Regions from separate parts of the Mus musculus genome. Here regions 2, 3, 4, 5, 6 and 7 are each linked to region 1. The links are chromatin loops, found by intact Hi-C in ENCODE. Cell type or tissue: left cerebral cortex. All regions are shown on one strand.

Region 1 (4,000 bases):
ACAGTTCTCAATGCTGTCCGAGAGAGCAACCACACAACCTCACAACCCAGCCTCAGTGTCAAGCAGAGCAGCCCGCTGAGTTATGAATATACTTGATAGGATGCTCAAACCCTTTAAGAGTCAAGACTGGGAAAAAGCTCAGAGAACACCAGAAAGGCACAGCAGAAAAGATGCTTCTGGCGCACACAACTGCTGTTACAATAAAGCTATCTAGCGCTGCTGATGTACTGGCTGCTAACCTCCCTCTCCACCGGGCATGCAAAACCCCTTTGGGGCCTGCCCTTACCGGAGCCGTGCCTCTGGCGCAGAAGGACAGCCTGCCCTGATGGTGGTGATGCTGATGAAGAAGCAGCAGCTGCAGCAGCAGTTGTGGTGGCTGTGTGGGTCGCGGAGGCAGCGGCAGCGGCGGCCTCAGGAACTCCTGATCCAGCGGGAGGGCTCCCAGGAGGTGGGTTCTTGTCATCGTGGCTGGTTTCAGAGGTGGTGCGGACAGCAGCGCCTGCGTTGTTGGAGCTGACAGCACTGGAGGCTCCGTGGCGACGCGGGCCGCTGCTCTGAATGTGGGACACTGCCTCTGCAGCTTGCATGTTGGGCGGCGCGAAGCGCGATAGCACACGCAGCAATGCCTGGGCCTTGTGCTCCTGAGTGTCATCATCGCTGTAGTCCGAAACGCGACATTCATAAACACCTTCGTCCTGCAATCGTACGGCGGACAGCCGAAGCCGGTGTGAGATGTCATTGCCCTGGACTCGCACGGTCTGCAAAACAGCCCTGTTAGAGGTCTGACCATTGGGCGCCACACCTTTAGTGAGCCCACACCATTGGGCTCTCAGCTCCGCTATCACTGTGCCAAATTACCATCCAATCCCAGTATTTCCTAACACCCCAATACATCTTGCTAGTGGCACATGGCTCTTATTTCTGCCTGGACACCTTGTTGCAGAGTGCACGGTGTTGGGTCCCAATTTCCCAGCCATCTCATCTCACATTTACTCTTGCTTATTGTCCCTTTGGATCGAACTTTACTCCACAGCTAGCAAGAAATTTCTGGCTGGGGCTATATGAGGCTAATTATCCACATCCTTCCTATACCTAAAAGCCTAAGCTAACTGCTCTGGGGCTATCCTACATATACCCCAAATCACATTCACATTTATTTAAAGCTCAGAGCACCTGGGATGTGTCCATCTTGCCTGTAGGATGCACAACTACACCTGTCCTGCCCTGTCATTTAGGACTGACCACTTGTTAACAGCCTCAACAAATCCTTCTTTCTCTCAGGCATGGTGGAAATCTTAAGGGAACTCTCACCGAACACCGGGAAAAGCCCTGACCTCTAATCAGGACCCTCGAAGAGGATTTGGTTGTTTTCAATCCCTGCTATTTCCATGCTCCAGTGTTATAAACCCCATGCCCCTTGACTGCAAAAGACACTCACCCCCGGAGCACTTAACAATGTCACCCAAGGAGAAGGAGATGTCTGAGTGGAGGGTGCTCCTGGCAAGCCTAACGCTTGTGCGAAGTGGGGCGGAAGGGGGTGGGAAGCTGGAGTGCCACGCAGCCTGAGCAAGAAGTCATGCTCGCTCGAGGTCTTGTAAGAAATGACAGCAGAGAAGGTAAGGGCAGATGTTCTCCAGGTCCCTGAGCGCGTGGTGCAGAGGAAGTTGTGTTTTACTGGTAAGTATCATGTGAGACTTGGATTTGGACCCTTAATTTACACAAAAGACAATCTAATCCCTCTACTAGCGACAGATGGCGCCCAGATACGCCAAGGAGCCCACAATACACCCCAGTGGTAGTAGAGCTCCGCATGGCTCGGCGAAAGAGGCTTTCTAAAGGGGAGGGAGCTGCGGGGCGCGAAGCGGCCAGAAGGGGTCTCCCGCGGCCCACGCTGGTCTCCACACTTACGCTGATTTTAGTTGCATCCTTATTTGTTACCTAAAATGAAGAGAGAGAAAGGGAGAAAGGAAGGGGGAGGAAGAGGAAGGAACGGAGCGAGCGGGGAGGGAAGGAAGGAGGGAGGGAGGGAGGGAGGGAGGGGGGAGAGAGGGAGGAAGGGACAGAGATATTAATTGATTGATTATGAAATTAAGCTGTTGACATTTTTGTGCACGGAAACCTCTGACCTGTCTTTGACAAGGATACTTTCTGCAGGTGAGCTGGGGTTTGACATGCCTGAGGTGTGGCATGGCGAAGGGTACCAAATACATTAGGATTCCTGCAGTGCGCCAAGAGAAAAGTAGGTTTCCTGGCTAAAACCATTTGGCTGAGGAGTGGCTGCCCCATACACACCTGTCTGCTTGGGAGAGTGGGGATGCTGGACAGCCAAGGGGACCTCATCATTTCCTCTAAATTCTCCACTTGGAACCGAACACTGGATGGAAGGTCCAACATCATGAAGGCCTTGACAGTCTGGTATGTGGATACGTGCCAGAGGAGGATGAGAACAGGAACACTGAGTGGGATTCTGGGGACACTGTAGGTAGGTGGGTGTGTAAATGATGGTGTGAGCTATGGGGCAGGTTGTAAAGTATTCCAGCCACTGAGGGTGGAGCTGTTTCTCAGACCCTATGGAAGCTAGAGGTGAGTGACCTGCTGGCTACCATGCTCTAGTACCCTCTTCTCTACCACATAAACACAATCTGAAGGAGCTGAACTCCTTGGCCCTGGGACCCCAGAGTGGCAGAAGAGAGCCTGCCAGAATCAAGTGATCTGCTTTTTTTCTCACGCTAGCACCCATCAGAGTATAGTCCCAAAGCTAGCTTGCATGAGCAGGAAAATTGGGCCAGGTGTGTGTAGGTTTTCAGGGGCTGGGCGAGAAGGGGAAAGAGTGATAAAGAACCTATAGCATCCGGGGACATCCGTTTACTTTGTCAATACTGTGGAGATACAGAGGACGGGAGGTGGCTGAGCGACAGGGCAGCGCCCTGTGGAGGTACCCCTCACTTCCACTGGAAGAAGTCGGGTAAGCACGGGTGCAGCGAAGGGCAGCGGATTACCTTGCTCCGGGCGCCCGGCACGCTGAGCGCCAGCTCGTGTAACAGCTCCCGGGGAGGCTCCTTGAGGTACCACCACTGAATCTCCAGCGAGTAAGAGGTGGCTCCGCTGGCCCGGAACGCGCAGGGCATTTCGATATCGTCACCCTCTCGCACGGTTACATCTTTGGGGACTTCGGTGAATGTAGCTGGGGGCGGGAGAGAGAGGCGTGACCAGGGGATAGGCGAGGTGGGGGTAGGGTTGGGAGAGCTTGGGGCTACCCGAGGCTGAGGCGGTCGGTCTCCTGCTACCGGGCCTTGGGCTCACCCACACTCCTGTCCCCAGCTACTAAGTGACCCTGGGCGAGAGGCTCCAGCAAAGTTCAGGGAGCAGCTGCAAAGGTGGCAGCGGGGGTCCGCCACTTGCTGCAGGCTACTCCCCTCCAGGTCGTGCAGGGTTTAGGGGAGGTAGGGCCGTATCACTGGAGCTGGGCTGGGAAGCGCCAACTCTGGCTTGCTGCAGGCCTCCTCTGCTTAGCGGGGACTGGGTGAAAGGACTCCCTAAGCGGACGCCACAGCTGCAGAGACCCTCTTCTGCGCTCGTGCTCCTACCCACTCCCAGCCTGGGTTGCACACCCGAATTGCTGGAGACCGTAAAGCCTGCCGCTTCCTTTCCTCCTCCGCGGTGGCCAGCGGGCAGACTTCCGTGGCCTTAGCAAAGGGTCCCCTGAGCCCATCGCGGCCGCGAAGTTCCCGCGCTCACCGTCGGCCACGAAGAGCAGCAGGCTGTGCAGTAGCAGAGGTAGCAGGTATCCGAGGGCGCCGAGCCGGTTCCGCTGTTCCATCTCCCGCAGGGTTGCGGCGGCGGCGGGGGCCCGGCGCGGAGAGGCGGCGGCGGCGGCAGCTTGGGCTCGGCTCCGGCTCGAGCTCCGGCTAGGACGCCTCGGAGCCTGCCATGGCCCCGCACGGCGCCCCCTCCCCTGGCCGCCGGCGGCCGCCAATCAGCCCAGCTTCCTTGCCGGCTG
Region 2 (4,000 bases), 590 kb after region 1:
AGAGGCACAACCTTGGCAACCTTGTACAAAGAGGCACACAGCTTCTTTGTGTTCCCAGAAAACACTTCCCAGAAGATTTCACCTCAGTGATGCTGGTCTCTTCTTAATCACTGATAATTTCTTAGCTCCAGCTAACCAGCACCAATTGTCCCAGTAGTTCCTTCCATTCTTAACTCTAGAGCCAGAGCCACGTGGCTGAAGCTGCAGAGTTCTGCTGCTTACAGGAACTACAACATGACCTGCTTATGCTATTACATTGTCATTGGCTTTCTGTTTTCCAAATCCCTTACTGCCTAAGCTTGACTATGCTGGATCTTGCTCTGTAGATTGACCTTGAATGCAGAGATCAGCATGCCTGTCTCCTGAGATTAAAGGTGTGTACCACTATACCTAGATTTAATTTAGCTGGGTAGGATCTTGCCCCAAGGTCCCACTCCCTTAATCTGTTATCTCCTAAACACAGGATTTTGCTCCATTTCACTTCCTGGTATGCCTTTAATACTCGAACCATATATTTTATATTTGGCCTTTCTAAGCTTGCTATGCTTGTTCAAACTTCTCTTTGTGAGACTTAACCAGAGAACAGAGTCTCTGCTGGGCTTTTTTGAAACTTCCTTTGTCAATGCAATTAATACAATTAATCCAAGTCTCTTCATCTTAGCCTCAGGCAGACTTTTCAGACAAGGGCAAAAAGTAACCGCATTCTTCACCAAAATACCACAAAAACAGTCTTTATGCCACATTCTGAAATTCTTCTCTTTTGAAATTTCTTGGGCCAGGTCAACACAGTTCAAATTACTCCCAGCAACAAAGTCTTCCATATTCTTACTAGGATGACGAATTAAGCCCCATTTGAAGCATTCCACTGTTTTCCAAATCCAAAGTCCCAAAATCCACATTCTTTCAAATAAAAGCATGGTCAGGCCTATCACAGCAATACCCCACTCCTGGTACCAACTTCTGTATTAGTTATGGTTTTACTGCCATGAACAGACACCATTACCAAGGCAAGTCTTGTAAAAACAACATTTAATTGTGGCTGGCTTACAGGTTCAGAGGTTCAGTCCATTATCATCAAGGTGGGAGCATGGCAGTATCCAGGAAGGCATGGCGCAGGAGGAGCTGAGAGTTCTATGTCTTCATAGGCTGCTAGTGGAAGACTGACTTCCAGGCAACTAGGGTGAGGATCTTATACCCACACCCAGAGTGACACACCCATTCCAACCAGGTCACACCTATTCCAACAAGGCCACACCTTCAGATGGTGCCACTTCCTGGTCCAAGGATATACAAACCATCACAGGCCTCTCTTTCCAGTGATGGCAGACTAGGCTATCTGCTACATATGCAGCTAGAGACAAGACCTCTGGGGTAGTGGTTAGTTCATATTGTTGTTCCACCTATAGGGTTGCAGTTCCCTTTAGGTCCTTGGGTACTTTTTCTAGCTCCTCTATTGGGGGCCCTGTGATTCATCCAATAGCTAACTGTGAGCATCCACTTCTGTGTTTGCTAGGCCCTGGCATAGTCTCACAAGAGACAGCTATATCTGGGTCCTTTCAGCAAAATCTTGCTAGTGTATGCAATGGTGTCAGATTTTGGAGGCTGATTATGGGATGGATCCCTGGATATGGCAGTCTTTAGATGGTCCATCCTTTTGTCTCAGCTCCAAAATTTGTCTCTGTAGCTTATGAAGGTTCTTAACTGAGGTTCCCTCCCCACACTTGACTATATCCAATGTCAAGTTCACATAAAACTAGTCAACATAAGTACGCTAGGAAAGTTAGAGGAAGTAAAATCCATCTTTGCAACCAGGAGGAAGCTCTCATCTCTGCTGGGTAAAGACTTTTCAGGTGCAGCCTGTAGGAGGAACATCCACACCCCTGTAATCAACCCCTTACCTATTCTTTGTAAGGAAGCCCAATAATTTCATTGGTTCTCTAGAGTAAACTTGTGTGCAGTCATTCCTCAGTTTGTTGTTGGGACTCTAGGGGAAGGTACAAACATTCCTTACATTTCCACCTGGGAAGAGATTTCAGTATGGTAAGAGTTCAAAAACCAGGAAGCAAATTATTTTTAAATGTCTAAGATGGAGGCTGGAGTCATGGCTCATCAGTTAAGAGCATTTGCTGCTCACAGATTAAGCCTCTAGCACCTGCATGACTCCCACAATCCTCTGTTAACTCCAGTTCTAGGTGATCTGATGCCCTCTTCTGGCCTCCATGGGCACTGCACACGCTTGGAATACCTGTGTATACACGGGAAAAACTCCACTCATATACAAAAATCAATTGATTAATCTTTTAAAATGTGTAGACTCATGCATTACATTCAGCACTGAAACACATTAGAAGACCTCTTGGGTTTTACAAAACAGCAGGACTGAGGTGTTGGGTAGAGGGGCTGACATCCAGAGCCCAGCAAGAGAAGCAGGTGATGGTGAGGTCGTAGCTCTGTGTCTAATGTCTCCTTGAGTTTAGGGTTTCCTGTGACTACATTTGGGGGTCAGGCCTCATCTGTATGCAATCACTGTCCATTAGATGAGCCTGGCAAAGGTCCAGGCCATGAGCTATGGAGGGAGGCAGTTTTAGCTCACAACTGCTGTCTCCAAGGAGAAAACAAAAACAAACAAAAACTGGAGGCCAAGTATTTCATTGTTACTTTTCTTCATGGAAGCTTTGGAAGTGGTGTGGAGACACTTGTTTCTTAGAAGGAATCATGTGACCAACAGCATTTTCTCAGGAACATGACATTTTTTCGGGCAGATGAGCAAGACAGGATTCAATTGGAGCTGTGTTCTAGACTGTTTGTGTAGCATATGGGTGGAGTATTCGCTGCCCCATCATTTGGAGGCTCACAGCTGCTTGTAACTCTGGTTGCATGGTACCTTACATTGTCTTCTGAACACCATAGGCATCTGCATACATGTGCGTATTCCTGTACACACACAATTTAAAAACCATTTAAAAGAAATTAAAATCGAACAAAATGTGAAGATCCCCTTTACCTGCCCCTCTAGGGGATCTGCAAACACCACAGCCAGCAGGGTAGTAGTCCACAGGAGGCAAAAGGCAGTTGGGCTCAACACATCGCAGTACAGAAATTGACTACAAATAGTTATTTTAGACCTATTTAAGCACAACCTAACTTGATGAAAGTTTTTTTCTGGTAATAATTCAATCCTGTGTGCATAACAAAGCTTAAGAGACAACTATATCAAAACATTTTTTAAATTTTTCTAAAGATTTATTTATTATTATATCTAAGTACACTGTAGCTGTCTTCAGAAGAGGGCGTCAGATCCCGTTACAGATGGTTGTGAGCCACCATATGGTTGCTGGGATTTGAACTCAGGACGTTTGGAAGAGCAGTCAGTGCTCTTAACCACTGAGCTATCTCTCCAGCCCCAATTTTTTTGTGAAACACTTGTGACAGCTTCCATAAGGATGGGTTCTTTAGAGGAACTGAGAAAAACAAGCTTATGATAAGAGTCTAGAGAAGGATCTATTGTGGTCTCAGCCACACAGATAGTACTAAGATCACCAGTCTATTAACCACATCTGCTCCAAGCCTTCTGAGTAGAAAACAGGTTATACATCTCTCTCTTTAAATAGAGTGTTTAACATTTCTGGGTCCCCTAGTGCTTATCTGTGAGCACAAAGTCCCTCTATGCCTCCCAGTTATCCGGTTCTCATTAGTTGGTAGGAGGGAGATATAGGGTCTGATGTTAGTCTTCTTAAATGCATTTCCTTCCACATAGATATGAATTTATTCACTGGGTGGATACTTGCAGAATCCATTTCATGAAAATTGGTATTAGGAATCTAAAAAAGAGGGGGGGGGGGCTTTGCCTTAGCGTCAAGGTGGTCAACTGGGTTGTTTTCTGGAATAACACAAGATTTTTGAAACTTGGTGGAAGAGGGGGCAAGCTGAGTCCAGAGGGAGAGCACCACCTGCCGAGAGACACATAAAAAAGTAAGGGTGCAACACTCAGAGCAGGACA
Region 3 (4,000 bases), 830 kb after region 1:
AAAAGAACAAAAATTTGGTAGGTATGTGGATTTTGATTTGAAATCCAAAAGCAGGTGTTATGGTTTAAATAGGAAATGTCCCCTCCCCCATCCCCCAGGACATTTGGGAGCAGGACTGGCAGCTCTTAGGTTTCTGGGAAGTGATTGTATCCAGAGGGCTCTGGCCTCAGGGATAGATTAATTCCCCTGATGGGATGTGGTTAATTCCCCTAGTCGAATCTGGTAGTGTGATTGGGAGGGCTGGAAAGGTTAGACATGGGATTTAGCGGCTGGTGGGTGGGTGGGTGTAAGGGGCATGCATAGGAAATGTGAATCCCAGGTCCTTTATCTTTCATTTCTACCTGCTGACTTCCATAAGGCAAACTGCCTTTTCCATCAGACACTCTATCTACCCTGATTTCTGCCTCACGTCAAGCCCCCAACAAGGTAGGGCAGCTAATCACAGGCTCTGCACCTTTGGAAGCTTTAAGCCCCAGCGAATCTTTGCTTCTTCAAAGTAGTTCTCTTGTAGATTTGTCACAATGACAAAAATGTAGCTAGCACAAAGGGTCATACTACTGATGGCCGGCGTCGTGATTATCTCAGTGGGATTATTAACTAGTGAAAGGTGCTGGAAAAATTGCATTTCTTGGTGGGTAGTGGTTACAGAAATAGATACTTTTATAAAATGTGCTGTGACAGCTTCCATTTTCCTCTCAGAACTATTAAGAGCTGTCAGCTGCCATCACCAGATCCCTGGAATCTCAGAAGGGATAAGTGCCTAGAGAAAGAAAGGAGACATGGACATGGGCTTGCGGAAGCAGAATAGCCAACTGCCATGGGTAAAACCCACCAGAATAGCTGAGCTGAGGGTATCTGTGCACTGGTGGCTGGAGAAGCTCCCATGTGTCACAAATGTGGGAAAAGGGAAGAGCAAATGCTTGTTGGCTTTTCTGTCACGAATTACACTAGGAACTGTGAGGGAAGAGGTAGAGGGGCTCGAGCAAGCTCTCATAAAACCTGGAGTAGACTGACAGGGAGCATCAGTACAGACTGGTGAGTGGCCTGCCTCCTCTCTTCCCCTAGGAACAAAGCATTTGTGCATGTGGGAAAAAGCAAAGGACATCCAGTTCCTTGACAGCCCTAGGAAAACTCACTGACATTGGAAAAGGGAACAGAAATCATATCCCTACTTCTGTAAGAAGGAAGAATGATGACCTAAGAACCACTCAGAGTGAGGGGCAGATATTCTGAAATCCATAACTTGTAACAAGAGGTTGGTGTGTGAAGATGGCTGTCTGTCTGTCTGTTTGCCTGTCTGTCTGTTTTTAATCAGAGTATCAGAGAAGCCATCCCTTAGCTCTTCTACTGCCAACCAGGCACAGTGGGACCTTGTAGACCACTTTGAGCAAAGGAGGCTCACTTGCACAAAGTACAATCTGTCTGGGGACAACTCTGTAAGAACTGGAGGTGGACCAAGCCTTCAGTGCTTGAAGATGGCTCTCAAACTACTCCAGATGCCACCCTCCAGGCCTTCTGGGCCCTGGAACAGTCACTGAGGTGCTTCCATTCGGGGTGGGGAGTTGGGGGTTGGGGTGTAATAGTCATACTCTGCCATCTATCAATCTAGCGGAAGGTTGGAAGCACCCTTTCCCTTATAACAGCAACAATAACACTGAACACATATGTCAGTTCCTGACTTATGTTTAACCCTTTGCAACTGCTGAACTCAGAGTAGACACTGGACACTGTATCTGAGGCAAGGGTGCCATCTGGAGGACAGAGGAGACAGGAACACTTGTTCCCAGGAGTGGACCCTGTTGGGTTGAGTCAGGCATTCACAAATTTGGGTGTTCTGTGTGAGCTGGAGTGGTGATTGAAACATCTTGGGGGGGGGGCAGTGAGGAGGGGTTGGGGGAGGACAGAAGCTAAGTAGATCACCTGCCCTGCAAGCTCCTTCCCCAGGTCATAAACCCCAAAGTGTGTTCACCAAAACCAACACAAAACAAAAGTCTGAGCTTGGAAATTTACATTGCAATGCAGACCAATGGACAAGGAGCAGCATCCGTCAGAAGTGCACTGAATACTGCTGCGGTTCTCTGCCTGTTCTTCTGTAGAGTAAACCCTTACTCTAGAGTGTGTTGTGTGTTTGTGTGTGTGTGTGTGTGTGTGTGTGTGTGTGTGTGTGTGTGTGTGTGTGTGTGTGTGTTGTGTGGGGGTAGGAGGAGTAGGGGGAAGTGATTAAAAACTCTCACCTGAGAGGATTGAGTTAAAAAAAAAAACAGGACAAATCAACCTGTTTATGAGGAGAAGCAGGGATTATGGGAACATATACTGGGTTCAAAACCCTACCTTCTAAGTAGGAGGAAGCACAAGAGATCTGCGAATTTCAGAGACTGTGGTAGTTCTAATGGTTTACATGAGAGTAGCCACCGTAGGCTCATGAGATTGAATACTTTGTTCCCAGTTAATGGAACTGTTTGGGAAGAATTAGAAGGCATGGCCTTGTAGAAAGAGATGTGTTACTGTGGGTGGGCTTGAGGCTTTAAAAGCCAGTACCAGGCTCTCTGTCTCTGTCTCTGTCTCTGTCTCTGTCTCTGTCTCTGTCTCTCTCTCTCTCTCTGTCTCTCTCTGTCTCTCTCTCTGTCTCTCTCTGTCTCTCTCTCTCTGTCTCTCTCTCTTCTACTGTTGCATCAGAATTAAGCTCTCAGCCTGGCTGTTCCCACCATGATGATTATGGAAAAACCCTCTGAAATTGTCATCCCTCAGTTAAATGTGTCTTCCATCGATTGCCTTAGTCATGGTGTTTTGTTGTGGCAAGAGAACAGTAACTAAGACAGACACTTTTTTTTAGGATGACTCCACCAGTGAGCTCAAGTGTAAGACTCTTCTGGAGGCAGTCCTGGCTTTAGTAGAGTGCAGCCCAGGTCTGCTTCTGCCCTTGGGCTATCCATGCACTGTTACATAACTGGTGTACTTAAGAAAGGAAGCTTATCTGGGTGAGTGGGTTCATAGGATCTCAGAGGTTGTGAATGCAGGAGGAATAGCCTTCTCTGGAGATAATTTTCAATGAAACAGCCCCCCTTTACTGGGGGTAAGAAGGCGTATATAAACCTTGGGGAATAGATAGAGGTTTTAGGGGTGAGTGCACATTATTGGCTGGTAATGCTTCATTTGCATGAAAAGGAATTCCAGGTGCTTTTTGGACATATCTTTGTAGGGAGAGAGGACGTTTAACCTTTAATTTGGCCACCAGGCTACATGACTATCTCAGGGGTGGTGAAAGTGAGAGTGTAAGGCTTAGATGCACTGGGACATGCAGACCCAGAGCAAGGAGGAAGCAGTTATACTCCTGCTAGTCTCAGGATAGATGTGGAGGTTTGGATATGTCTCAACCCTGCTCTTGCTTTGGAATGACTGGGCTAGTAGCAGGGCTTTCTGGTCTCACAGTGTAAGGAGCCAGAAAGATGCAAAGATTCACATGTTTGTAGTCTCTAGCCACATGCCAGCCACACTGGACTTTCTCTAGCTCATCTCTAACTCTAACTGAGCTCTGCCAGGAGTCCAGTAACTCTGTAAGAGTGGCTCAGGTTAGTCATATGCCTCAGCGCTCTGATGCGTTTAAAACAGCAACAATAACAACGGCAACAACTATCACCATTCTGATGTCACAACTGAAGTAGCTGTGAGTGACAACGTAGACTTCAAACAAAAGTCTATTCTGCCGAAATATTTGACTTTCAAAGAAAGCATTTCAAACCTAATCAATGCACTAACTCAGAGAGTTTCAAAACATATGAAGAAAAACACCAAAACAACTTAGACATGCAGGATCTATTGCTGTGGCTGTCCTCTGGAGTCCCCAGGGAGACTTCTGTGATACCTGTGCATCAGCCACCTTCCCCTAACCAATACTTCCTGAAGCCCTTCCCAGACCAATATACTACATTTAGTCCAGTTGAGTGGAGTGTACTCATGAAGATACTGCATGCACCATAGAAGAAGAATCCGAAGAAGTGTA
Region 4 (4,000 bases), 580 kb after region 1:
CCCCCCCCACCACCACCACCAACATACAAACACACACTGTGATGACTTTCGTTGGCTATTCCTCCTGCATAGAGGTCTAGGAGAAGCCACAGCAGACTATCCATCATCTCAAGATGGCTTCTCACAGATTTCTCTAGTGGGTATCCAATACTTGCCACCAGATTCATAACAAAAGGGTTCCCATTAACTGTTCCCAGGCCCACCCAGCCCTGAACAGATTTTTATCTGAAAAATCATGAGGAAAAACTAACCTGCTGGCCTGAAAGCAGACATCAGTGCCATCCAACAGGGCTGATGCTCTCCCCTGGCTTCTAGTACAACGAGGGACTAACACTATAAGGAGACTCCCCATCCTCTCAGTGACATAGTACACAATCAGAAGATGCGCAATTGAAGAAAATGATGCTTCCTCTTAGCAAGCCTCTTGCCCTCCCCAAGCAGCTACATGGTTGCCAGGGGCTGAGCTATCTTTGGCAGCTCCCCAGGGCAGAAGAGGAGCCAGGCGCCTCTAAGTTTACTGTTTGAATTATTCATGTGATATTAATAGCAACAGAGATAATGATAGGAAGGTAGTAATCATGACACCATGACAGGGACCATCCCAAGAGAAGGAGGAAGAGTAAGGCAAGGCCACTGAGGGATGTGCTGAGTCATGCCTCTTGCACTCATCTCTTCTCCACAGAAGGGTTCAAGGGCAGGACAGTGAAGTCTACCTCTGGATAACCCCTCCCCCAGAGCTCAAGCTCTGTGGCCTCTGAGAATTTTCTGCCACAGCATAGTGACAACAGAGTATTCAGAAAAACTAATTCCAATCAAAGATCCTCTTCTGTTCAGGAGATGACCTTGCCTAAACCTTCACCATATGTCAGGTAGACAAGGACTGAGAATGGGAGGAAAGCTTGGTCTTCGGTGAGGATTTAATGAGCCAATGAGTTGAGCTGAGGGTCTGCAAAGCAGTCACTGCCCAGCAATAGCAGAGAGATGAATCTGGCTCTGTACCAGTGAAGCTCCTTGCTGCTGGTCTGCACCACAAGAAGATGAACATTTGAGGTCTAACTAGCTTAGAATGAGTCTAGCCTTCACCAAGGCTAGTTTCACCAAAAATACCAAATATTTTGTACTCTTATTGAATGATGGTTCTAATAAGACTATTCTGTAAGTGTCTCTTTCTAAGCGCACGGGCCTTTCTGTTTATTTTTCAAATTATTGTTTTCTGATTTGTCATGAACTTCTGTCTTTTGTTTCAACCTGATAGGCAAGGAGTCAACATCAGATACTTCTGGGAAGACCTTCTAATTTCTGAAAAGTTGACCAAGGTATGGAAGAAGGGTTTTGCCTGCTATGGTGCCCACACTAACTCCAATTGCATTTCTCAGAGGTCCAGATCCAGTCTCCATCTCACATGCTAAAGGAGATGTGGTCACACAGCCCTCATGGGGTTGGAACAAGCACAAATATAGTAGCTCAAAGATTGATCCTAACAGCATGTGGTGTTCCAGATGGCCTCCATGTGATACAGATGTACCCAGAAATGTCCTGTTTGGGAATCTACTTCATTCCAAATTTGCTTGATTATAATTTTCCAAGGCAGGTGTCCTAGTTTGCTTTCTATTGCAGTAAAAAAGTACCATGGAGAGGGAAGGCTTTTCTTTCAACTTACAGTTTACTGAAGGAATGTCAGGGCAGGAGCTCAAGATAGAAACCTGAAGGCAGGAACTGAAGCAGAGACCATTGACAAGCACTGCTTACTGCCTTGCTTTCTATGGTTGGCTAGCTTTTTTGTTTTTCTATATAATTCAAGACCATATACCTAGGGCCAAAACTGCCAACAGTAGGCTGATCCCTCTCATGCCAACTATTAGTCAAGAAAATGCCTCCCATAATTGTTTACAGACCGATCTAATTCACACATCTTTTTATTTGAGGTTCCCTCTTCCAAGATGACCCTAGCTTGTATCAAGTGGACAAAAATACTAACTAGCACATAGGTTATGAAATACGCTGTGTAGGAGTGTGTGACAGTGTTAACTGTTGAGAGAATCTTGACTCATCTAGGAGGGAATATTCCTAGCATGCCTGTAAGGGATTAAGATCAAACCTTTGAGAATATCTGTGAGGTACTGCCTTGATGACTAGAATTATGTTGGAAGACCATCTTAATTGTGTGGGAAGAACCATTCCCTGGGTGGAGATCCTAGGATGTATAAAATGGAGTAGGGGAACTGAGCACCAGTTTGTCCACATGCATTCCTTGCTCTCTTCTAGATGCTGAAGACATAAACTCCTGCTACCTTGCTTCCTCTCCAATGATAGACCACACTTTGAGGTCATTAAGTTTCTTTGTGAAAGTATTTTATCACATCAACTGTCTCCTACATCCATTGCTGTGCTAGCCTGCCTAAGAGCTCTCAGGTGATTCTCCTGTCTCTGTTTCTTTTTTTTTTTTTTTAAAGATTTATTTATTTTATTAATGTAAGTACACTGTAGCTGTCCTCAGACACTCCAGAAGAGGGAGTCAGATCTTGTTACAGATGGTTGTGAGCCACCATGTGGTTGCTGGGATTTGAACTCCTGACCTTCGGAAGAGCAGTCGGGTGCTCTTACCCACTGAGCCATCTCACCAGCCCCCTGTCTCTGTTTCTTATCTCACTACAGGAGGGCTGACATTACAGATAGACTCCATCACATGCAGAGCTTCACTTGGGTTGAGGAGATCTGAACTCAGGCTGTCAGGCTTTTGGCAAACATTTTCACCCTCTGTGCCATCTCCTAGCCCTGGGCTATAAAATATTTTTGATAGGACATTTTAACAACTCTCTAAGGACATTTTGAGCCAAGGGCTTAAGCATTTTATCTCTACCTCCAGTATTCACAAACCAAAGACTGGAGACAGGTGAGCAGGAATCTTTAAAAAATTTTGTTCAGATTTTGAACCAGAGCATTTGAAAATCTCTGACATAGCTAGGAAAGAAATCACTAGAATATCATTGGTCTTCAAAGAAAATAGTATTATGGGAGTTTTTCACGTTGTGTTGGGTTTTCCTAAAGGAGATCAGAAAGCTGGGCACTGGTTAAATGAAATGATCCAAGGGAACTGAAATGTCCCCCATGGGCTCATACTTGGTCCCCATTTGAGGGTGCTGTTTTGGGAAGGGTCCCAACCTTTTTAAGGTGGGGCCTAACAGATTGAAGTGGACCACTAGGAATGAAACTAGAAAAGTGATACACAATTTACAAAAGTGAATTGTAAAGGACAGTTAACGGAGATGCATAGAAAGATTTCCACATTATAACTACAGCTGGGGTGGGTAATATGAGCTCACATCATCGTGAGAGTGTGTTTTCAGCTCTCAGTACAGATGGTCAATGTCAGCTGACCTTTTGTAGACTTGATAAGTACTAAATGACAAGGTTCCATGACTACAAAGAGTATACTAATGGGGGACCTCCTTCCAACCAAATTTTAAAGCTTTGTTTTAGATTGCTTCTCCTCTTGCAGTGATAAACATCATAAGTAAAGCAACTTATGGGGGAAAAGGTTGAGTTCAACTTATAGTTTCAGGTCACAATCCTTCACTGAGGGAAGGAACTCAAGACAAAAACCTGTGCCAGAGACTATGAGGGATGCTGCTTACTGGCTGGCTCTTAGGCTCATGCTCAGCTACTTCCTTATATAATCCAGGTCCACCTGCATAGGGATGGTATTGCCTACAGTGGGCTGAGCCCTCCTACGTCAAGTGGCAATCAAGACAATGTTCCTAGACATGTGCAGAGGATAGTCTGATGCAGGCAATTTTTCAAATAGGATCCCCTCTTTCCATGTGTGTCAAGATGACAACCAAGATAGATCATCACGAGCTTCCTGCAGTAACCATCAGGGACCAGAATAGAAACCATATGCTGGACTTTCCTCACTCTTTCTTCCCTCTGATTCTATCATCAAAGGTGTTGTCTTCCTGTTTTTTCTTTCTTCCCATGAATGTTTACTTGACATTTTCTA
Region 5 (4,000 bases), 1.0 Mb after region 1:
TTGACTAAAGGGAATTTAGGAAGAAAGGGATTTATTTTATTTCATCTTATAACCTGTAGTCCGTCATGAAGTGAAGTCAGGGAAGGAACTCAAGGCAGGATCTATAACAAAGATCATGGAGAAACACTGATTGTTGGCTAGCTACATTTGCTTTCTTATACACCCCAGAACCTCCTGCCCTGGAGTGGCACTGGCCACAATGGGGATGGGCCTTCCCATATCAACCATTAATCAGGAAAATGCCCCCACAGACTAAAGGCCAGTCTGGTGGTGACATAACTTCTTTTCAACCGAGGTTCCTCTTCCCAGAAGACGCTAGCTTGATTCAATGTGACCAAAAAAAAAAAAAAAAAAAACTAACCAGCACGCTGCTTTAAACTTCTCTCTGGCTAAAGCTCAAAAGCCTCAACAAATCAGGCAACACTGGGCAAGAACACCTATGGAGATGTTTAAAAGAGCCTGGGCATATATCCAGAAGATGTCCCAACCAGTAAGAAGGACACATGCTCCACTATGTTCATAGCAGCCTTATTTATAATAGCCAGAAGCTGGAAAGAACCCAGATGCCCCTAAACAGAGGAATGGATACAGAAAATGTGGTACATTTACACAATGGAGTACTACTCAGCTATTAAAAAGAATGAATTTATGAAATTCCTAGGCAAATGGATGGACCTGGAGGGCATCATCCTGAGTGAGGTAACCCAATCACAAAGGAACTCGCACAATATGTACTCATTGATAAGTGGATATTAGCCCAGAAACTTAGGATACACAAGATATAAGATACAATTTGCTAAATGCATGAAACTCAAGAAGAACGAAGACCAAAGTGTGAACACTTTGCCCCTTCTTAGAAATGGGAACAAAACACCCATGGAAAGAGTTACAGAGACAAAATTTGGAGCTGTGACGAAATGATGGACCATCTAGTGATTGCCATATCCAGGGATCCATCCCATAATCAGCTTCCAAACGCTGACACCATTGCATACACTAGCAAGATTTTGCTGAAAGGACCCAGATATAGCTGTCTCTTCTGAGACTATGCCGGGGCCTAACAAACACAGAAGTAGATGATCACAGTCAGCTATTGGATGGGTCACACAGCCCCCAATGGAGGAGCTAGAGAAAGTACCCAAGGAGCTAAAGGGATCTACAACCCTATAGGTGGAACAACATTATGAACTAACCAGTACCCCGGAGCTCTTGTCTCTAGCTGCATATGTATCAGAAGATGGCCAAGTCGGCCATCACTGCAAAGAGAGGCCCATTGGACTTGCAAACTTTATATGCCCCAGTACAGGGGAACGCCAGGGCCAAAAAGGGGGAGTGGGTGGGTAGGGGATTGTGGGGGTTGGTATGGGGGACTTTTGGGATAGCATTGGAAATGTAAACGAGGAAAATACCTAATAAAAAAAAAGAGCCAGACCAAACAAGAGTGTTAACCTAATAAATGCTTGCTTAGCATCAGGGAGCAGCAAGCATTGGGGGGTGGGGGGTGGGGGGTGGGGGTAATATCCAATTAAAAAAAAAGAGTTTCACTTTTGTCAGCATTACTCACGTACCCACATTCTCAAGCATACCCACCTTACATCTTCAATCACAAATGAGGATTGTTTCAGGCAAGTGTAAGCCCACTATGACTCCAAACATTTACAATACACCTCTGGCAATGTAGGCAGCACTACCCCATTGGCTGAACCCCAGACTCCATGGTAAAGAAAACAAGGAGAAAGCCAGCTGATCTCAGGCGTGTATCACTCTCTGCCTCCTGGCTGCATATATAATACAACCAGCTACCTCACCCTCACAGTGGTGAACTGTGCCCCCAAACTATTAAAATAAATCTTCCCTCCTTAAATTGTTTTCATCAGGCATTTTGTCACAGCAACAAGATCAGGGACCAATATATAAATTTATATTTTTTTAACCTTAATTTTAAAACTTCACGGCATTTTTCCTCCTTTGGTTCTCTGAGACAGTTTCTCTGTGTAATAAGCCTGGATATCCTGGAACTTGATGTTTAGATCAGGTTGGCCTTGAAATCACAGAGATCTACGTGCCTCTGCCTCCCGAGTGCTGGGATTAGAGTGCCTGGCCACTTCACTCCATTTTTTTTTTATATTTACTTTACTCAAGACTGATTGTAAGGTATATCCTGTGAACAATTTAAGTTAAAAACCATCAAAATCATAGATAACTAGAGCTGAGAAATGTGGCTGTGCCTCTCCCTAATGATACCCCTTCTTAAATATAAAGTGAATAGCATCTCTTTTTGTTATCTTTATTTAATAGCAATTCTCCCTCGTACTGGCTTTCTTCTCTATGTTAGGAGCCCAGCCACACTTGGCAGAAGCTTTCAGGGAAGTAGCAGCAGGCGAGTCACAGGCTGCCCCTGAGTAAACCAACAGAGACGCTTATAGACCAGAACTTAGCTACTGTATTATAGACAGCTGCACAACCAGTATTCACACCTCATACTGAGACTCAGACATAAAATTCATTGGTTATTAAAAAAAAAGTTTTTTCCTTTTTTTATTAGTTCCTTGTAAATTTTGTACAATGTATTTTGACCATATTCTTCCAGCTTCCCCAACATCTCTCAGATCCACCCACCCAACTTTGTGCCCTTTTTGATTTTTCAAGCCTATCAAGTAGTTTGTCCTGCCCTTATACTCTTACAGGACATTCCACTAGCGCATGATTGAACTACCAGGGCCCTCACTCTTAAATAAAACTGACTCTACTTCTCCTAACAGCAGTTGTGATGGTTTATATATGTTCTGCCCAGGGAGTGGCACTATTAAAAGGTGTGACCCTGTTGAGTAGGTGTGGTCTTGTTGGAGTAGGTGTGTCACTGTAGGTGTGGGCTTTAAGACCCTCTGTCCTTGTTGCCTGGAAGACAGTCTTCTCCTTCAGATGAAGATGTAGAACTCCAAGCTCCTCCTGCACCATGCCTGCCTGGACACTGCCATGCTGCTGCCTTGATGATACTGGACTGAACCTCTGAACCTATAAGCCAGACCCAACTAAATGTTGTCCTTAAAAGAGTTGCCTTGGTCATGGTGTCTTCTCACAGCAGTAAAACCCTAACTAAGACAGCAGTCAATTGCCAAAAGGTCCTAAGCTTGAGGTGGAACTTCATACCCACCTCCCCTCTCCATGCTGGGATTGTTGTTTGGCTTGAGCTTACACAGATCTTATACATGCTGTCACAAATGCTGTGAGCTGAGACATTCTTTCTTCCAATCTCTCTAACATTATTTCTCTGCTCTCAAGCAGCAGTCTGAAGATGGCCAGGAAGAAACAGAAGCATGAATGGCACCCTCTCCTCTGCAGCATGCATATGTGAATAAGTCACTTGTTTTTCATCAGCCATTCATGATTTGTCAGTTCTTCCATTATTATTGAAAATAAAATAATAGACCATATTAACATAGGTACTAAAACCACACCAATACTCCCAAGATTAGCATGCCCTTACAGAAAGAAACACATTAATTTTACAAAGCCATCCATTTTTTTTCCACAATACCCAAGGTATTAGCAAGGTATATGGCCTAGGTGTCTAGCAGCAGATAAATGAATAAAGGAACTGTGGCGCATATATATATATATATATATATATATATATATATATATATATATATATATATATATATATGGCAATGGTTGATTCAGTTTCTTCATTTCAGGCTCTCCTGAAATTATCTCCCTGGTGATGGGTTGGTTTATATATGTGTGTGTGTGTGTGTGTGTGTGTGTGTGTGTGTGTGTGTGTGTATGATGTAATTCAAATTCAGCCACAAAAAGAGGGTGAAATTAGGCCAGTTTGGGGACAATAAAAAGAGCTGTGTCATTATCAAGTTGTGTAAAATATGCCAGACTTGCAAAGATTAGTATATTGGACCTATGTATTTAAAGAAATATGAAAGAAAAATGATACATTTGTGAAGTCATGAACATGTGAACACCCCAGAAAAAGAACCTGAGTCAG
Region 6 (4,000 bases), 510 kb after region 1:
CCTTTGCCGGACGGAGACAGGAAGATGCCAGGAGCTCCTTGGCCAGCTAGCTTAGCCTAAAAGGCAGGTCCCATGGGAAACCTTGTTTCAAAAACTAACATGGAAACATCAGACATAGTGAGAACACACTTTTAACCCCAGTACTTGGAAAGCAGAGGCAGGTGGATCATGATGAGACCTGTCTCAAAAATGACTTTCTTACTTAATTAAATTTAAGAAGATGCAGAATAGGGTAATAGAGGCAGACTCCCTACATTCTCTGGACCCTGAAGGGTGGATATGTATGTGCATATACACTCACTCACCAGCGGGGTGAAAGAAGAGCAGGTCAGTCTGTGTGGTGTCTTCTGGTTGCTCTGACTCTTCCTAGCAGCTGCTCCTCAGGGTAGAGTCCCAGAGCCATCAACTAAGTGTCTGCGCTGAGTTGGGATTCATCCATTCAAAGCACTTTGGAGAAAGCAATCAGCCCAGTCTGTATAACGATTCATGCTGGACTCACACTGATCACAGTGTCCTAAGTAAGTGGGCTAAGTGTTTATAGTTGTCAGACCACCAAAGGGGATCTGTGAGTGTATAAAGAAAGCAGATAAGACCTAGAGGGATGGAGCAGACCTCTTAGAGGCTACTCAGTTCCTTCAGCTTAGGAATAAAGATGGACTCTCCTCAAGGCTCCTGGGGCAACCTGGGAGCTGGTGGTGTATGCTCACTGAACAGTCGCTGAGATTAAATTGCCTTTTCACTGGCTCCTTTGCTAGTTCCTTAATTCACAGTTCAGGATAGGGGGTCTGGGCTCAGAAAATAATGTATACCAGTATTTTCTGAAAGACAAGAGCCATTGTTGCTGGTGTTTTCCCATAATTCCAGATTTCATGACTTCCTCTCTAGAAAGTCTTATTGTTTGAACCACCTGCTGCCGCTTTTGAAGATGAAAGGCCTTTTGTTGGAGGCAGGCAATTGTTAACAGGCTTATCTGCACTGGTCTCCAAAAGCCACAACCACAGAAGCCCCTCAAAGAGACTGGACAGCCTATCCTGCTCCCCACCCCCTCAAGGACAATAGCCAGAGAGTCCTCGGGAGAAACTAGCCAGAACCACAGACACCCAGCTCTGGCAGGCTGGATGCTAGGATGAAAGGATATTCTCCCCTGCTGCCACCCTAAGCTTGCATGTCTATAATCCTCCCTGGGCTACAACTGTTATTAACGTTCAGATTTGGAGATAATGGTTTTAATTAAACTACTTTGCTGTTTACTACTGTTTCGGGAATTTGCTAATTAATCTTTATGTAATTGTTTTGCGAATGTTGTATGGCAAAAGTTCGTAAATTATAAGTGGGCTCTCTCACTGAGAACCTAATTTCTATACAGAGTCCCATGTTAATAAGCAGCAACAGAGGTGGGAAATTAACCATGGAAGGTCTGTTCTGGGTGGAGGCTGTCATCGTCCACCTGATGCATGGACTATGCTGGGGAGAGCCTCCAGTCTCTGCATTTTACCAACGAAGAAACTGCTGGTGGTGGCTGTGGTGGCACACAACTTTATTTCCAGCACTTGGAAGGCACCGGCAGGCAGATCTCAGTGAGTTCAAGGTCAGCCTGGTCTGCAGAGTTTCAGGCCAGCCAGGGCTACACAGAGAAACCATGTCTCAACAAACAAACAAACAAACAAACAAACAACACATATATCTTGTCTACAAGAAATGCAGGGATGGGGGATGGAGCAGACACTGAGGAAATGGCCAACCAATAACCAGCCCAGCTTGAGACCCATCCCATGGGCAAGCACCAGTCCCTGACACTGTTAATGGTACTCTCTTATACTTGCAGACAGAAGTCTAGCATGACTGTCCTCTGGGAGGCTCCACCCAGCAGCTGACTGAGAGATGCAGACACCCAGAGCCAAACAGTGGTTGAAGCTTGAGGAGTCTTATGGAAGAATAGGAGGACGGATTGTAGCCTCTAAGGGGATAGAATTTAGATTCTTAGGGACATGTCTATATTTGACTCAGGGTACTGGTCACAAGCCATGGAAGGGGCAAGTAAGAAAATTCAATGCTCATCTGTGGTACCAAGCAAGCCCTAGGAACAAGCTCACCCACCGTCTTGGCAGTGCTTGTTTTTGCTAGGAGATGGTGTTTGTCTGCTGACAGAGTGCCCTCAAGTGGCAGGTCATGTTTAGGTTAAAGGCAGGGACCCATAGCCAGGCTTCAGAGGTCAAAGACTTGGTGAACCTTTAGACTTAGCACTAGGGAGACAAGGCAAACGGACCTCTGAGTTCCAGGCCAGCCTTACCTAGACAGTGAGTTCCAGACCAGCCAAAGGCTACACACTGAAATGCTAGGAAAAGAAAGAGAGAGAGAGAGAGAGAGAGAGAGAGAGAGAGAGAGAGAGAGAGAGAGAGAAGGAAGGAAGGAAGGAAGGAAGGAAGGAAGGAAGGAAGGAAGGAAGGAAGGAAGACTATCTCCCCTATGTTTTAACTTTGTGACAGTGGACAAGTTACTCAGCCTCTGTGATTCTTATTACTCGATCACCATTAAGTAAGGCTTTATAAAAGCCTTATAATAATGTCATAATGCTTAAATGAAATAAATATGTGCAGATCTTGGTACCCTCTCTGACACACAGTGGCTGATTGCTATGTTTTATTCTTTAAATTTCAGTTTGACTTCAAAAAGATGTCTTTCAGAGATCGCCACACATCGTTATCACCTCTCAAGCCACGTCACCCGTTTTCTTGTTTGCTGCCTCTGGCACATACATACTGAGCTTCCAGAATAATCACCTAATGTCCAGTTAGCTCTGCTCCTCCCAGAAACAAGGCCCCTTTCCTATTTCACACTCTAGTTCAGGACCACTGGTGGGGAGCAGTGGGAGAGGGCACATCTAACCACAGGCCTGGGCTCTGTCTCACACTTTCCTGAGTTGCTTCAGAACACAAGAGGAGGTTTCCTAGTCGTGGGAGACACAGCCCAGAGCAGAGCTGAAAGACTCTTGACTATGTGGGAACCTAGATTTCATCAAGAAACAGGAAATATTCCAAAGAAGGGCAGCAAGGAAGGAGAAGAGAAATGTTGTTAAGATGCTTGGTTTCCTGAGAAATACAGCTGGCTGCTCAGGCTGCCTTGGCATTCTCTAAGGAAAAAAGACAAACCCTCACCGGTTCAATTTTGTCCATTTCCTTTCCCTTGGTGGCTCAAGTCTTGTGTGAGCTACCCATGCCTCCATTTGTGGGGATTGTGCTAGCTGTGTTAACTGAGCTCTGTACCCTGGACTGCACAGAGGAGGTTAAAGACTCCATGAGTTCCATCCATAGAGTTGAGCCTGTGCACATACCAAAGACTACTCCAAGACAGGTTTCTCTGTGCATAGAAGCAGCACAGGGTCAGAATATTCCAAGAGAGGTTTGTCCTATGAGTGTCAGGAGGTAGCAGTTGGCATCAGTGGTTGAAGGTTACCTTCTTAAAGGCTACTGAGGCCCAGGGAGCTGGGGCTGTTGAGTAGACCAGGGTGTACCAAGACTGCCCGCCATTCAGCGGTTATAGAATATGAGAGAGCCTCTCTGAACATCCGGGTCTATGACTGTGAAGAAGTTGTCTGGTTTTTCCTCATTTCCTCATTCCTAGTTCTGTAACTTTGTACTGAAGTGTGAAGATGGCACCCACCCAGAATAATGTATAGCACACTTTCATGCTAGACCCTGAAATATCCACACGCGCCCACAGGAAGAGACAGTGTGGCCCGTGGCTCTGAGGTGACACGTTGCTTGCCTTCGCTGCTAGAATGACTCAGCAGTTTTTCAAAGAGAACATTCTATAGCTAGGGCTGGTGCTTCAACATATCATTTCAGCACTCAAAAGGCAGGAACAAGAGGATTAAGATTTGGAAGCCAGGCTGAGAGCATAGTGACATCAAGGTCAACCTGGGCTACACAGAAGGAGTCTGTTTCAAAACCAACTAAAGTAAGTGCTGCATCTCAGTCACAGATCAGCTGCCTAACCCCAC
Region 7 (4,000 bases), 100 kb after region 1:
ATGTTCCTCTCCCAAATCTTTGCCCCACTTGTTGCTGGTCCTTGACTCAGGACTCCACACATTTTGTGTTTGAACCTGGTTTTGAAGCCCATTTAATTAAACCCCATGCCCATTCCTTGAGTTCATTCCCCAGCAATAAGATTTCTGGACTCAAGTCATGAACAAACACCAGGTTCCTTTCGGTCCTGAGTGAAGCTTCTGCCCGAGAGCACTGCTTGGTGGCATATGTCTTCATCTTTGCCTGTGTTAGTACAGAGTTAGTAATCGCAAACTGTTCCCCTAAGCAAAGGAGCTGCAAACCCCACCAAACATCCAACAATTCACTATCAGTGAATAGTCTTTTCATTGTAGAAGTTGACCCATTTTTCTGCGTTAACTACCTTTTTCTTAATGTCTTGGTTAGTTTTGTTACAGTTTCATACACTGTCAAGAGGCAACTTCAATTAAGGAACTGTCTCAATTGGATTTGCCTATAGCTCTGTCTTCAGGGACATTGTTGTTTGCTAATTGATATCAGCCCACTGTGAGTGGTACTTTCCTTAGGCATGTGGGCCTAGGCTGTCTGTATACAAGAAACAGCTGACTGTGAATCTGGGAGTGAACCAATGAACAATATTCCTCTGTGATTTCTGCTTCAAGCTTCTTGCCTTGGCTTCCCTCCACAATGGGCTATAACCTATAAGTTAAAATAAACTCTTTCCTGATGAAGCTGGTTTTGGTTAGCGTTTTGTCACATCAACAGAAAGCAAACTAGACCATCACTGTGACTAAATATGCAACAGAAAGATTTGAGCCAGAATATCCTTGGCTCACGACGTTAGAGGCTTCAGTCTACTGGTTAGCTTGCTTCAAGGATGTGAACAGAACAGCATGTTAGGAGTGTGTGGAGGAAGATGTCCTTCAGACAGAGCAGAGAGAGTGAAATGCAGGAAGAGACTAGAGAGAGAAGTTGATCCAAGTAACCCTCACCTAGTGACCCACTTTCTCCTAAAGCTCCTCCCCTTCACCATCTTCCAATAATGACATGTTATTATGAGTCCATCAAGGGATGAATCCATTCATAGGGCAGAGCCCTCATGATCTAATTATCTCTAGAAATGCCGACACACTCAGAGATGTGCTTTACCAATCCCCTAGGCATTTCTCATTATAATCAAGTTAACAGTCAAGTTTAATCATCACACTTGTGGGAGATCTCAGACCTCATGAACGGTAGAGCCAGGGTTCAAACGCAGATCTCTCATATGGGCAGGACTTGACTCTTAACCACGATACTGTGATAAACACAGGTAGACCAGGCACTTAGAGAAGCTAGAGCCAGAAGCAAAAACGAGTTGATTGTAAGCCTGTGCTCTGTAATGGACCAAAGGCTCTCAGAGAACAGCAGCACTGTGCACAGGTCACTCACTACATCCTCAGTTTCCAACAAGGTTGTGTGCTCATTTAGGAAAGATGACCTGTTTTATTTATATTTTGTTTTGATCTCACCATGGTGCCTACAAAGAGTATCTATGAGCTACACCAGAGATGGTACCCAGTCCAAGCCAACATTTTCTGTAACTAGAAGTAGAAAGGGGAAGCTTTCTATGCCGCTGAGTTTGCTCACACCTGGCTCTTCATTTGCATAAGCCAGTAGAACCCCCATCACTGCTTGGGAGGATGGAAATAGAGCTGATATCATGATGTGCCTGGTATGTCCAGGTCTGTCTTCCTCCCAGCTCCTTCCAAGAAGCTCTAACCTCACTGGCTCCTCTTTCAGACTATAGTGTCATGTACACTAACTGTGCCCGACTAGTGCAAGCCTGGAGGAAGCAGAAAGCAGCAGGCTGACCTTGAGACCATTAGCATGGTGTGGGCAGGATTCGTCTGCTTCCACTCTGTCATCAAAGTGGCAGCCCTCAGACAACTCTTACCATGAGAAATGGGTCTGCTGCATCTGAGTGTTAAGGTTTTGATAAATCAATTCTTCATGGCCTTTTAGCCAAGAGCGGATAATCAAGGAGAAGGGACTTGGGGAAAGTTCTGTAAAGAAAGTAGTGCCACCTACTGTCCACAAGGAAGGCAAGGGATAGTCCCAACCCAAGGATTCTAGGAGAGCCCAGAGCCTGAGATATCAGAGAAGCCAGAGAAGGGATTTGTGAAGAGGTTGTAATGGCTAAGCTTGATATGACTTAGAGTGGCCAAGGAAGCTACTGAAGCCCATTTCTAGGTGTGCTGTGCCTATGATGGCATTTGTAAAGACAGATCAGAGGGCACTGACCTGATCAGTGGGATAATGAGCTGACATATTCAACATCTGAGTATACTACTGGGCTGGGTGGGACTGTGGACACTGAAGTTTAGTTGGAGGAAGTTGATCTCTACCAGCAAGACTCTTGAGATCTTTATCTTGCCTCTTTCTTCCTGCTCGATGCTTCCTGTCTTCCATAAGAAAAACCAGCCCCCTATACTACTATAATGCTCTGCTTCACCACAGGCCCAGAAATATCTAGTGTTGCAAACAGCCAACACCAGATATGAACCTCTGAAATTCCGAGCCAACCCCCACCCACATTTTTCCTCCTATGTTTTTGAGATTTTGTCCCAGTGTCTGAGTGACTCAGGAGATAATGAAGCATCATCATCCTGAAGTTAAGCCATCTCTGGGAGGGTGGCATAGAAATATGGATGAGGGGGTCATGGGTGATTTATGGGGGACCTGCCTCTGATCTTCCACCTGTGATGCTTCATCAGTTACTCATGGCTGACACCAGATGCCTACTTAGTAGAGGGGAACTCATTAGCTGTGGCCACAAAGCCTCTGCCTGCCATCCACGGTGAGACTGCCAGTTCTCAGGGGCTGGTCATACCCTGACTTTTGCCCTGATTTTCAGTGAAGTGAGGAAAGCACACATGAATGATATTTTGTAAAGTTATATTTATTTAATTTAGGCTGTACTTTTTCCTTTATTCTGAAATTACACCTTCTCCATGTCTTTGGCCTTATGTTGCCCTCTCTGTTGTGAAATGACGATGATTACAAATAATTGTTGTCTTGACAAAATACAAAGCTTTCAATGGCCTGTCCATCCCCTAACCTTCTGAAATTCTGACATCTATGCAGACTGTTAATACGATGCAGTTCCCCATTCATCAGGCAAGGTGCCCCCAGGTCTCCTCTCAATATAAAATGAAATTCAGGGTGCTTCTTCCAGTCTCTTCACCTTGTGGTGGGGAAGGTTCCCTGAAGACTCTCCAGCTGGGATCAATTTCTGACTGTGAGGGAGGAAACTGGGTAGGGTTTTTATCACTGGTCTTACAGATGGGGGAGGGGAGCTTAGAGAAGCTACGTCTTGTGGCTGGAGTCCTTTGTAGGTCAGGACAGAAGGAGAAGACTTAATCTTAACCTGCTGTGCTTGGGGGAGTGTCCACATGGGTTGACAATGATGGAGTTATTGTGTGCAAAGGGTGTGGAAAACTCTGGCACAGCGTGTGCTTTAAATGACATTTACTCTTGTCACCATCGTCCCATATTCTCCAGTGTAGTGACATAAGAAGGGCGGTGGTTGTCTGCGACACAACCGAGTGTGACCAATTTCCTGCTCCTTGAGCACTCGGCAGGGTAGAGAGGTCCCTGTGACTGGTTCTGGCTCATGAGGTGTGGAGGGAAGAGATATGAATTGCTTTCAATAGAAGCTTCGAAACTAGTGCATGCTTTACTGAATTCTGTCTAGTGTCAAGACAGTCTCCATTAGCCTGAACTCCAGAAGGTCCTCCAGATGAACCTAATAGATAATGCAGTTATAAACAAAAAGAAAAACAGACTAACAACAACAACAACAACAACAAAAACACCTTCATTGTGCTAGACATCCTGAAGATGTTGGGGATGTTTGTTACTGCAGTTCAATTCATTCCATGTAAGCAGATGCAGCCGCGGGTAGAGATTCCATGGGCCCTTGCATATATGCAGTTAGTTGCTGCCTAGAAGTGCCTACTCTGCAGTTCCAAGCACTCCATT

The links. A loop is a pair of places that touch in the nucleus more often than their neighbours do. Peaks named below come from ENCODE experiments on the same cell type or tissue, not always from the same donor. Only the 100,000 strongest peaks of a DNase experiment are listed, where the experiment ranks them.
Region 2: it touches region 1 in a loop (2.4-fold over the local background); 7 of 42 quality-filtered maps call a loop at or near these places.
Region 3: a loop joins it to region 1, with 6 times the contacts of the local background. A loop is called at or near these places in 5 of 42 quality-filtered maps.
Region 4: it touches region 1 in a loop (2.8-fold over the local background); 3 of 42 quality-filtered maps call a loop at or near these places.
Region 5: it touches region 1 in a loop (2.7-fold over the local background); 5 of 42 quality-filtered maps call a loop at or near these places.
Region 6: it touches region 1 in a loop (2.1-fold over the local background); 6 of 42 quality-filtered maps call a loop at or near these places.
Region 7: it touches region 1 in a loop (13-fold over the local background); 4 of 42 quality-filtered maps call a loop at or near these places.

What each region holds. Positions count from the first base shown.
Region 1 is chr7:40,899,188-40,903,187 of GRCm38, reverse strand. It overlaps Vstm2b (V-set and transmembrane domain containing 2B), which reads right to left and starts at 3,910. Exons shown (of 5, transcript NM_021387.3): 1 at 3,739-3,910; 2 at 3,000-3,184; 3 at 1,909-1,938; 4 at 287-758. The coding sequence starts at 3,820. In left cerebral cortex, a CTCF peak has its summit at 1,848 (motif pointing right); DNase peaks (open chromatin) are centred at 1,803, 2,477, 3,148, 3,671 and 1 more place; H3K4me3 peaks cover 3,152 bases; H3K27ac peaks cover 2,028 bases.
Region 2 is chr7:40,308,968-40,312,967 of GRCm38, reverse strand. No RefSeq gene overlaps it. Among named protein-coding and RNA genes, the nearest start is that of Gm38996, 15 kb to the right of the region's middle. In left cerebral cortex, a CTCF peak has its summit at 2,205 (motif pointing left); a DNase peak (open chromatin) is centred at 2,229.
Region 3 is chr7:40,070,433-40,074,432 of GRCm38, reverse strand. No RefSeq gene overlaps it. Among named protein-coding and RNA genes, the nearest start is that of Gm34052, 210 kb to the right of the region's middle. In left cerebral cortex, a CTCF peak has its summit at 1,741 (motif pointing left); a DNase peak (open chromatin) is centred at 1,746.
Region 4 is chr7:40,322,007-40,326,006 of GRCm38, reverse strand. No RefSeq gene overlaps it. Among named protein-coding and RNA genes, the nearest start is that of Gm38996, 28 kb to the right of the region's middle. In left cerebral cortex, no CTCF peak of the experiment used is centred here; DNase peaks (open chromatin) are centred at 471, 1,566 and 1,972.
Region 5 is chr7:39,853,036-39,857,035 of GRCm38, reverse strand. No RefSeq gene overlaps it. Among named protein-coding and RNA genes, the nearest start is that of Gm34052, 8.5 kb to the left of the region's middle. In left cerebral cortex, no CTCF peak of the experiment used is centred here; no DNase peak of the experiment used is centred here.
Region 6 is chr7:40,388,138-40,392,137 of GRCm38, reverse strand. No RefSeq gene overlaps it. Among named protein-coding and RNA genes, the nearest start is that of Gm38996, 94 kb to the right of the region's middle. In left cerebral cortex, a CTCF peak has its summit at 2,171 (motif pointing left); DNase peaks (open chromatin) are centred at 2,094, 3,229 and 3,711.
Region 7 is chr7:40,799,550-40,803,549 of GRCm38, reverse strand. No RefSeq gene overlaps it. Among named protein-coding and RNA genes, the nearest start is that of Gm51479, 92 kb to the left of the region's middle. In left cerebral cortex, a CTCF peak has its summit at 2,047 (motif pointing left); a DNase peak (open chromatin) is centred at 2,046.